Linked DNA regions of Homo sapiens: region 2 is linked to region 1. A link is a contact called in ENCODE Hi-C or POLR2A ChIA-PET data. All regions are on one chromosome and are shown on one strand. The core of a region is the stretch at or near the end of the contact, and the rest is flanking DNA. Distances in the headings are between cores, read along the strand shown. Region 1 has its middle 130 kb from the start of UST. Region 2 has its middle 91 kb from the start of UST.

The links. A loop is a pair of places that touch in the nucleus more often than their neighbours do. ChIA-PET counts read pairs that join two places held with the same protein, here RNA polymerase II (POLR2A). Pooled maps may share reads with other maps.
Region 2: a map of ascending aorta shows a loop between it and region 1 (4-fold over the local background). The contact joins two enhancer-like sites. A Hi-C loop is called at or near these places in 1 of 168 maps with a recorded cell type or tissue (ascending aorta) and 4 of 50 pooled maps. POLR2A ChIA-PET finds 5 or more read pairs at or near these places in 1 of 52 experiments (H1).

Annotation. Positions count from the first base shown.
Region 1 is chr6:148,610,030-148,614,807 of GRCh38, reverse strand. No RefSeq gene overlaps it. Among named protein-coding and RNA genes, the nearest start is that of UST, 130 kb to the left of the region's middle. Within about 2 kb of position 3,412, at least 7 of the 41 ENCODE cell types and tissues checked have a DNase peak (open chromatin) inside an H3K27ac peak, as active enhancers do; they include ascending aorta, where a contact is called at or near this core.
Region 2 is chr6:148,654,085-148,658,794 of GRCh38, reverse strand. No RefSeq gene overlaps it. Among named protein-coding and RNA genes, the nearest start is that of UST, 91 kb to the left of the region's middle. RefSeq lists an enhancer at 1,477-1,536. Within about 2 kb of position 1,619, at least 5 of the 41 ENCODE cell types and tissues checked have a DNase peak (open chromatin) inside an H3K27ac peak, as active enhancers do; they include ascending aorta, where a contact is called at or near this core.

The sequences.
Region 1 (4,778 bases), core at 2,163-4,662:
AGCCAGATTGATTACAGTACACCGTTTGCCTTATTTGAACATGGTTAGAACAGTCAGCTACATTTGATTGGCCAAAACTCCATGATTGGCACAAGTGTGGGCTACGGTCTGTGTACACCTCCATTTGTTATAGTTCATGATGCACAGAGAAACCTTTAGGCTGAACTTAAAACATTGTCAGGAGGCAGCTTTAGGCTAAACTTGATTTAATACTATCAATAGCCCTAGAACTGGGACTGATACTACTATAATTTTAACTTGCCTTTCTCAAGTTCAATCTCTGTCACCTCCTTTGCAAAAACTCATATATTTGTAGAACATATCTGTCCAACTCATGATGGGAAACCAATGCCATATTTAAACAATTTGATTTGGGAAGAGTTTAATAAAGAGATTATTTAGAGGTGCAGGCAGGGTTTAGGGGAACCAACAAAGAATAGTGCAGGATTCCCAAACTGGCAACAGCACAGATCCATCATCACTACCCCTTGGTCTGAGGGGCAAAATGAGAGCCGAGTCACCAGAACATCGAGAGGGTAGCACGGAGAAGTCACCTGGTAAAAGCTGTGGCTTTCACAGAAGGACGCAGCCAACCCCTGCCAACAACCACCCTCTCTTCCAGCTTTCAGAACTCCTGCCAGTGGGCCCACTGATTCATTGGCTGATTCCACTGGAAGCCAGAGGGTATGGGGAATCCTTGTTGACATTAAGCTTCCTAAGGCAATAGAGAGAAACTGAGGCTGGAGAGGCAAATGACAAACATCCAGTACAGGGAATAAGGGGAGAAATTCAACATGGGAGGCCAGGCGTGGTTTCTGATCTGTTTTGTGTCACTCTCCTTTCTCACCCACACAGGCCTCTAAAACTGCACTAACACATGCATACACACACGTGCACACACACCCCATTCTCCTTCTCCTTTCCTCTTGCTGTTTCCTTTTATATTTTGGAAATCTGACCATTCAAGTCAGTGCCCTGGGTTTTCAGCCAGGAATCCACTCCAGGTCAATGGAGCCAAATCAACTGGTCTCTTGGTCATTGCAAGTCCTGAACTGAACTTGAGGATGCATGCCTGCCAAGGTGAAGGATGAGTTGCAAAGGAAGCACTTATATAATTCTATAGTATTCCAAACCCCGTCCTTTTCAAGACCTTCTTGGTATTGTCAGAGTGGCAGCTCTATGGGATCATTTTGAGGAAAACATCTTGGCGATCCAGACTGAGGTTTTTCATAAGCTCTGGCTGGGTGAGCCAGTGACACCATTGTGGACCAGCTGCAACCAATCTGCTGTCTTCCATGCCAGGCCGAGGGGCTAAGGTGGGCCAATCTGAATTTGTTATGACAGATCAGTGCATCACAACAGTCAAAAGAATGCTCTTAGAGGGCACAACCTGGAAATATTATCTTTCTTCTTCTTTTCTTTTTTGTCTGTTAATGTAACTGGGCATCCAAAAGTTTGTTTTTGTGGATAAGTAATTCCTTGATTTATTTTGCTAACGAATGAAGTTTGCCTTAATTTCCACTTCTGAAAATTTCATAGAGAGATGAATTATATTTGTGACCTTATCCAGTGACATTTTTCCTCTCAGAGTCTTGATAGGAAAGGCAATTTTATTATAAGATAGAAAAGTGACAGTTTAAAAGGGATGGGAAGGTAGTGGTATTTATTATATATCATGATTAATTTTACAATATCTGATACTTTAACAACTGTGTGCCCATTAGAGTAAACCAAAATATTATTATTATTATTATTATTATTATTATTTTGAGACAGAGTTTCGCTTTTGTTGCCCAGGCTGGAGTGCAGTGGCATGATCTCGGCTCACTGCAACCTCCACCTCCCAGGTTCAAGTGATTCTCCTGTCTCAGCCTCCCGAGTAGCTGGGATTACAGGAGCATGCCACCACGCCCGGCTGATTTTTGTATTTTTAGTAGAGACGGGGTTTCATCATATTGGTCAGGAAGGTCTTGAACTCCTGACCTCAAGTGATCCGCCCGCCTTGGCCTCCCAAAGTGCTGGGATTACAGGCGTGAGCTACTGCACCCTGCTGAGTTAACCAAAATATTATATTCAAATAATACTGAAACGATGTTTCTTAAATAAGAGGTCTCAACTCAATGGTGGGCAGGTGGGATGATCCTAGAGAGTTATCTGGTGTGCCTGAAGGTGTTTCCCCATCCTCTACCTCATGGCTGCCACCCCAGAGCCCCTCATATCCCTTCTGGCCAGTTATTCCTCCCAGGGGGAGGCTGCCCATTCATGTGAGACTTTCCTCAGTCCTGTCTCATTGCTTTTTACTTCTCCTACCATGGGCAACAAGGAGTTCAGTTGTCTTGGGATTATTTTATCCTAGAGACATCTCAAAACAGTGCAAGGAGGACTCCAGGAGTTTTTAAGGTAGAAGAGCAAAATCTCCCACAATAGGGCAATATTTTGCAGAAAAGGAGATTTTCAAAGGGAAGAAGGAAGTCAATTTTTTGGGAAACAGAATGTCTGGTTTTTATCTTCCCTGCCTTGCCTTCTAAATTCTTTTTTCTTGGCTGAACTTTTAGAAGTTGGGAGGAAGTTTTGAGTAAGTTTCTAATGTGTCAACTGGCAAAGTTAAAGAGCTTCACAGAACAATGGCTAGCTCTAGTCTAATGATCTCTGCTATATGAAGGTTTGAATGTTAAGTCAGATATAGGCAAAACCATGAAGTAGGAAGTTTTCTCTTCTCCCAGCTCCTCTTCCGTCTCATCATGCTGGCTAGTTTCTCAGAACACATCCTTCTATACCTCTTATTCCTAGCCCATGGTATGCCTTGGTCACAGCCTTTGCATTTTTGAACCCATCGAAACAATCAATTCACTTGATTTCAATTCTCTCAGTATCCAACCAAAGGAAGTTAGCTAGTTCTCACAGACAGGAGCAGAGAACTAAGGAGTTAACAGGTAACTAGGCAGGTAATACATTTGTGTTTAAACTGGGGCATCTTAGAGACTTTGCTCAAATATAGAGAAATTACTGGCAATTTGGAGACCTTTCATGTGTGACAGGGCAGTTGTGTTCTAGGGAGACAAGCCTTTTGGGAGCCTTCCATTCTTGTCATTTCCATCTCAGTTCTGCTTCTTTCACACAGGGTTGATGCTTACAGTTTAATTGCAGGAGTGGTTGGGAGGTGGTGTCAGAACCTCCAGACCTGAGACCCAAATGTGGGAGAATTTTGCCGTTGTTTGGTTTTGTTTGTTTGGTCTTTGAAACGCACAAGCCAGACGCCACTCAGTAAGATCCAAGATTAGTGGCACTGCTTGCTGCCTGATGACTAAGGCAATTAAATAAGTCTCAGTGCTGGCACAGCACCGCAATAACAAATCCCATAGTGTCAAACGCCTCTGCCAGATGGATTGCTCAAACCTTTGGAAGCGTTCTCAAGTACACATAGTTAATCACTGCAGGCCCAGTTCGTGGAAAAATGACATGGTACTTGTGTGGGCGGAAGGTTCCTGTCACTTTCCTTGGGCCATCAATCCCATTGTCAGCTTCTATAGCCAATATTGTCCTGATTCCCCTTCTTGGGGCTCAAGATATTTAAGTATTAGAAATATGATGAATTTAGGAGATCTTGTGATATTTTTTCCAAATATTTTAGATTTTTCTAGAACAGGCCTGATTTCAAATACTGTACCATTGCCTTGAAAAGTACATCATACTCATCATATTGTGTCTCAATTTTTACTTTAAAAGCAGGTTATAGCATTTCTTCTATTCGGCTTATTAAAGAATGTAAGTTACTTGCCCAAGAGGGATGCATATATTGAAAAGTAAGTTAAGCCTTGTGAAAACCTAATTAAAGCTAATATTAAATACACTTATGCCAATAAATCAACAAAGCATTTATTTTTCCTTCAATCAGTGTTTACCACGTTCAGGGAACTTGATGAGATAGAGACTCAGCATGCTGTGATCTCTCTCTTCAAGGAGTTTACAGTTTAATTGAAGATGAATGCACTCGTGAATGATTGTGAACAAGAGGCATAGATAAGCAAGGGTGATAATTGGCACAGATTGTTACTGTTGTAGAAGTTCAGGAAGAGAGAAACAAGTATAGGAAGAAATAGTCAAACAAGTCTTAGAAAGGGGGTGGCAGATGGCCTTGACCTCTAAGGTCTTGCTGGACTTGGATAGATACAGAGGAAGAGTGTCCATATAGGAAAAATACTGAAGCCAAGAGACTGTGGTGGGCATATATGCCAAGATTAGGCTGCAGGGGTGGAGGGTTTGTCTAAGAGAAAGGAGACAAGAATGAAGATAGGTAAGGTTGGAATATGGAAAGCCTCAGGACAGGCAGAAGCTCTCAGACTTAATGGAGTAGTCTGGGGGGAAATCACTAGAAAGTTCTGATGAAGAGTTAAATTTCAGGACCCTTAAGCTGGATAAGAAGCAGGATAAACTAAGGTCTTCCATCATGATTCAGATGATAGTAAGGAGGCCTTAGACTAACTTGGTATAAGTGAAATGGAAAAGGAAAGAGAGATGTAAGTGATATTGAAAAAGATCTATTAAGACTAGGTGCAAGAAATAAAGGAGAATGGGTCATGGTCTACTCCAAACCCAGCCACAGTGTCTGTGGTAATCAGTGAATAAATCTACATTACATGGAATTGAGAGAATGTTGATGCCACTGACAGAAAGGAGACTTCAGAAAGTAATCTATTTGGGTTTGAATTTATGATTGTAAGATGATGAAGTCCAAATTAAAGTATCTCTTAATCAATGAGGTGCGTAGATGTCAGGTG
Region 2 (4,710 bases), core at 370-2,869, 46 kb before region 1:
TCAGTATAAGCCACTTATTTGTCAGAGACTGTGCTTAAGATCTTCTAGTAAGTTAGACTTTTAACCTTTACCATGGGATGTATGTGTAGTATGGAGGCTATCACAATTCAAGGAGTTTATCTTTTTCTCCTATATTCAACCAGGAATGGGTAGCTTGTATTTTCCTTCTCTGATGTCTCCTGAGTGTGCAGCTTTGTCATGAAACAGTCTTTCAGATTGCCAGGGATGTATTATTTTTATTTTTATTTATTTATTTATTTTATTTTATTTTTTTTTGAGACAGAGTCTTACTCTGTCATCCAGGCTGGAGCACAGTAGCGTGATCTCAGCTCAACCTCCATCTCCTGAGTTCAAGCAATTCTCCTGCCTCAGCCTCCCAAGTAGCTGGGATTACAGGCCCTCACCACCACAACTGGCTAATTTTTGTATTTTTAGTAGAGATGGTGTTTCACCATGATGGCCAGGGTGGTCTTGAACTCCTGACCTCAAGTGATCCGCACCCCCTCAGCCTCCTAAAGTGTTGCGATTACAAGCATGAGCCACTGTACCTAGTCTTAATTTTATTTTTAAACCTGACTTCCTATGAGTTGTTCTTGGGTCAGAGTAATTTATAGTTCAGTAATTTATAGTGTTTGGTCAGGAATTGTGCTTAAACCCCTTGTGTCAATGAAGCTTTGTCTCTTTTTGATGAATCTGCATGTGGCTTTGGAAATGTTTTCAGGTATGCCCTGTGCCTTTCTCCGATTGCTCCTGAGTGAAGCCCAGCATATGTACACAGTCTTCCTAACTCCTAGAGTTGACTATTATCCCATCTGGGCCCTTCTTAGATGTTCTTTCCCTGATTCTCTCTGTTAAACTTTGGCTTGTGCTGCCATTTTGTTTTTTTTGCTACTCATATCAGGAAGCTATCATTGCCCTCTTTGAAAAATTTTTAATTGACAAATAATAATTTTCTATACCATAGGGTAAAATGTGACATTGTGATACATGTATACATTGGGGAATTAGCAGATCAGGCTAATTAACGTATCCATCCCCTCATATATTTATCATTTATTTGTGGTGAGAACATTTAAAATTCCTTCTTTTAGCAATTTTGATACATACAATACACTATAATTAACTGCAGTCACCTTGCTATGCACTAGATCACCAGAAATTATTCCTCCTGTCTAATTTGTAAACCAAAAATAAAATTCTAAGGTCCCCAACCACCTGAATGGACATGCTCATCAGCCAGGGCTCTTTTAAAATTTAACCTGAGAGATGGTTTCAACCCCCATAAATGAAAAATGGGGGTTGAACATGCCTCATTATACCTCTCCAGCATTAACATCGACACAGGCCTTAAGTCTGATAAGAAACATTTTACAACCTATTCTCTCTAAAGCCTAGTACTTGAAGGCTTCCTCTGTAAATAAGAACTTGGATCTCCACAATGCTTTATCCTAACCCAAACATTTCCTTTCTAAATTGAGCAATTAATGATTCATGAATTGGGCAACCCCAGAATCACAGCAGAGTCACAGAGACTCCAGCGCAGCCACTTGGTAAAAGAATATTTATAGATGAAAAAGGGGAAATGACGTACAGAAATCAGAAGTGAGATACAGAAATAGCTGGACTGGTTACAGGCTGGCGTTTGCCTTATTTGAACACAGTTTGAACATTTAGCAGTCTCTGAGTGGTTGAAGGATGGCCACTGGGATTGGCCAAGACTCAGTTATTGTTACAGGCGCATACTCCTAAGTTAGGTTTTCAATCTTTTCTGACTATTAAACTAGGTTGCTGTTCATCCACAAGGACTCAAATATAGAAGTACGGAATCCTTCTCAGGCCACGTTTAGTTTGCTTTAACAATTCCCCCCCTTTTGGTCATTTTCTCAAATTCGAGAGATTGACCAAAACCTTAGTCATTGATGTCACTATCACCATTGTAAATGTACTTATGGTCTTGAAACCCACTGGGAAACAATAGAACAGTGGGTTTTGCAAGAAGGGAACAACGACTGAGTAGGGGTACCTCTTTATGCTGGAACATTCTGTTTACAGGAGAAAAACAAAACCTGGTCTGCTCTAGGATCTTTGTGTTTCCTTGAAGTTTTAGTTTAATTATGTCATATTTAGCACAAGTAACTCCATATTAGTTTGGATTGGTCTGTTTGGGCCTACTGCATGAGCTCAGTACAAAATAATGGCCTCCCATAATTTTGTTTAAAATAAAATTCCCCTCTTTGGCAAGGTTCTCACTTAGGTGAGATTGTGACCAAAACTTAGGGCCTTAGCACCACTCTCAATTACCATCATTTTGAGTTTCCAGTCTCAGCATGTCATTTATAGGTTGTGGTGTCCTTATGGTCACACATTTCTTTCAGCTTTCATCATTCTAGTTGAAGAGAGACCATTTGACATTCTAGAGATGGCTGCGTGCAAACATTTAAAAACTTTGAGAGAATACAGCGCAGGAGGGAGACTATTATTATGACTATTGGGAGGATAATATCAAGAGTTTGGAGTATGTGCCTTATACAGGGTTCCCATAAACCAAACCGCTTAAAATTAAATACATTAAAGAATGAGCTACATGAAGAGTCTGCTCACTTGACTAAGTGGTCTTTTCATTAATCCCCTACAACTGAATTTTTTATAATCTGCATTCGATGTATTTCTTTCTTTTTCTTTTCTTTTCTTTCTTTCTTTTTTTTTCTTTTTTCAAGATGAAGTCTTGCTCTGTTGCCCAGGCTAGAGTGCAGTGGTGTGATCCTGGCTCACTGCAACCTCTGCCTCCCAGGTTCATGTGATTCTCCTGCCTCAGCCTCCCAAGTAGCTGGGACTACAGGCAAGAGCTACCACGCCCAGCTAATTTTTGTATTCTTAGTAGAGATGGGGTTTCACCATGTTGGCCAGGATGGTCTCTGTCTCCTGATTTTGTGATCCACCCACCTTGGCCTCCCAAATTGTTGGGATTACAGGTGTGAGCCTGATGTATTTCTTTATAGGCCACAAGTGCCAGCAGCTGCACAGATACTTTTTTGTTTAGCTAATTCTATTATTCAGCATAACTTTCACAGGAGAATTTAAAGCCTGTTGGGTAATGATTGCCTTTACATAGAATCTGCTATGGAGTCTATTATGAGGGATACATTTCTAGTTATTGCCTCTTTTATTCAAAATAACAGAAACAGGACCTAACAAATGATGTCCTAGAAGAGTGAAGGCCACCTGGCAATGTTCTCTTTAAATCCTGATGTGGGTTAAGAGGAGTTTTGGCTGATTATGAGACAATATATGTACCATTAAAGTTTCTCACTTACACTGGGCCTTCATCTTTTATCTATTAAAGTATAAAGTTATTCATGTATAAGGCTGGCTGCAAAATCCTTCACAAATAAAAGTATATGCTGTAAGTGCACATAATAGACCCCTTTTTCACTTCTATTGTTCATAGAGGCATAAGCAAGAAAAAAATATTCAAAGATAACTGTTTCGTGATAGCAGAGAAGTCTTGATCTGTGATTTTGGAAAAAAGTTGTTCACATTAAGGATGCCATCTTCTGGGGAGAAACTGTCCTGGTTAGCTTTACCTTAAGGGTCCCAATGGGTGTACAGTTCCAAGAGTGTGGAGGGACACTGCTCAGTATTGAGATTATGAACCCAAAGTTCAAGGTCCCCAAGTTTTGCTGTAGTGTGGATGGCAAGGACAGTCTTTCTCTGATGTTCTCAGAAGACCCAATCTTTGAGTTCTAGATTATGAAGGCATTGTCCTCAGTGAACCATAAAAAACTTTCTTTATGGGGTGAAAATACACTGTAGCATAATAATCTGCTGTTATAACATCAGCCCTTTCACATTGGAAAGCTGTTTTTTTGTTTGTTTGTTTTGTTTTTGTTTTTGTTTTTGTTTTGAGATAGAGTCTCGCTCTGTCACCCAGGCTGGAGTGCAGTGGCGCGATGTTGGCTCACTGCAAGCTCCACCTCCTGGGTTCACACCATTCTCCTGCCTCAGCCTCCCGAGTAGCAGGGACTACAGGCACCTGCCACCACACCTGGCTAATTTTTTTTTTTTTTTTTTTTTTGTATTTTTAGTAGAGATGGAGTTTCACCATGTTAGCCAGGATGGTATTGATCTCCTGACCTCGTGATCCGCCCACTTCAGCCTCCCAAATTCTGGAATTACAGGTGTGAGCCACCACACCCAGCCTGCAGAACCTTTAATAACAAAAGCTTTAAGGACTCAGGAAGAACAAGGTGGCCATCATGGTTCTCCATGAGTCCATGCTTAACATTAGATTTATGTCCTCTTGAATACCAGTTATTTTTCCAATTTAGGTGCGTAGCACTGATAACTAATGAGTTATCATAGGTAATCTGACTTAGACCATGGAGTTCATTCAAATTATATATCAAAACAATTTTAGTATTGGCTGATTTAACATGATAATCTGGCAAAGTGTTTTCTTGGTATTTAATTAATTTTTGTTCTACTTGGGTTAGCAGTTTTATAAACCAATCTTTTTATTAAAGTTTCAGGAATTCTTACCCAGTCCAATTCTTGAGGAATTGGGGAATTCATGGGAAATTCTTACCCAAGATATGATTTTAAAGTTATTAGAAACCTGTTTTCAAGAGTGCTTTTCAGGGTCCTTTCCATTCTTTCACAAACCTCTTAAAAGACACCATATTATAGGATTTTGCATGCTTGTGAAGTTTT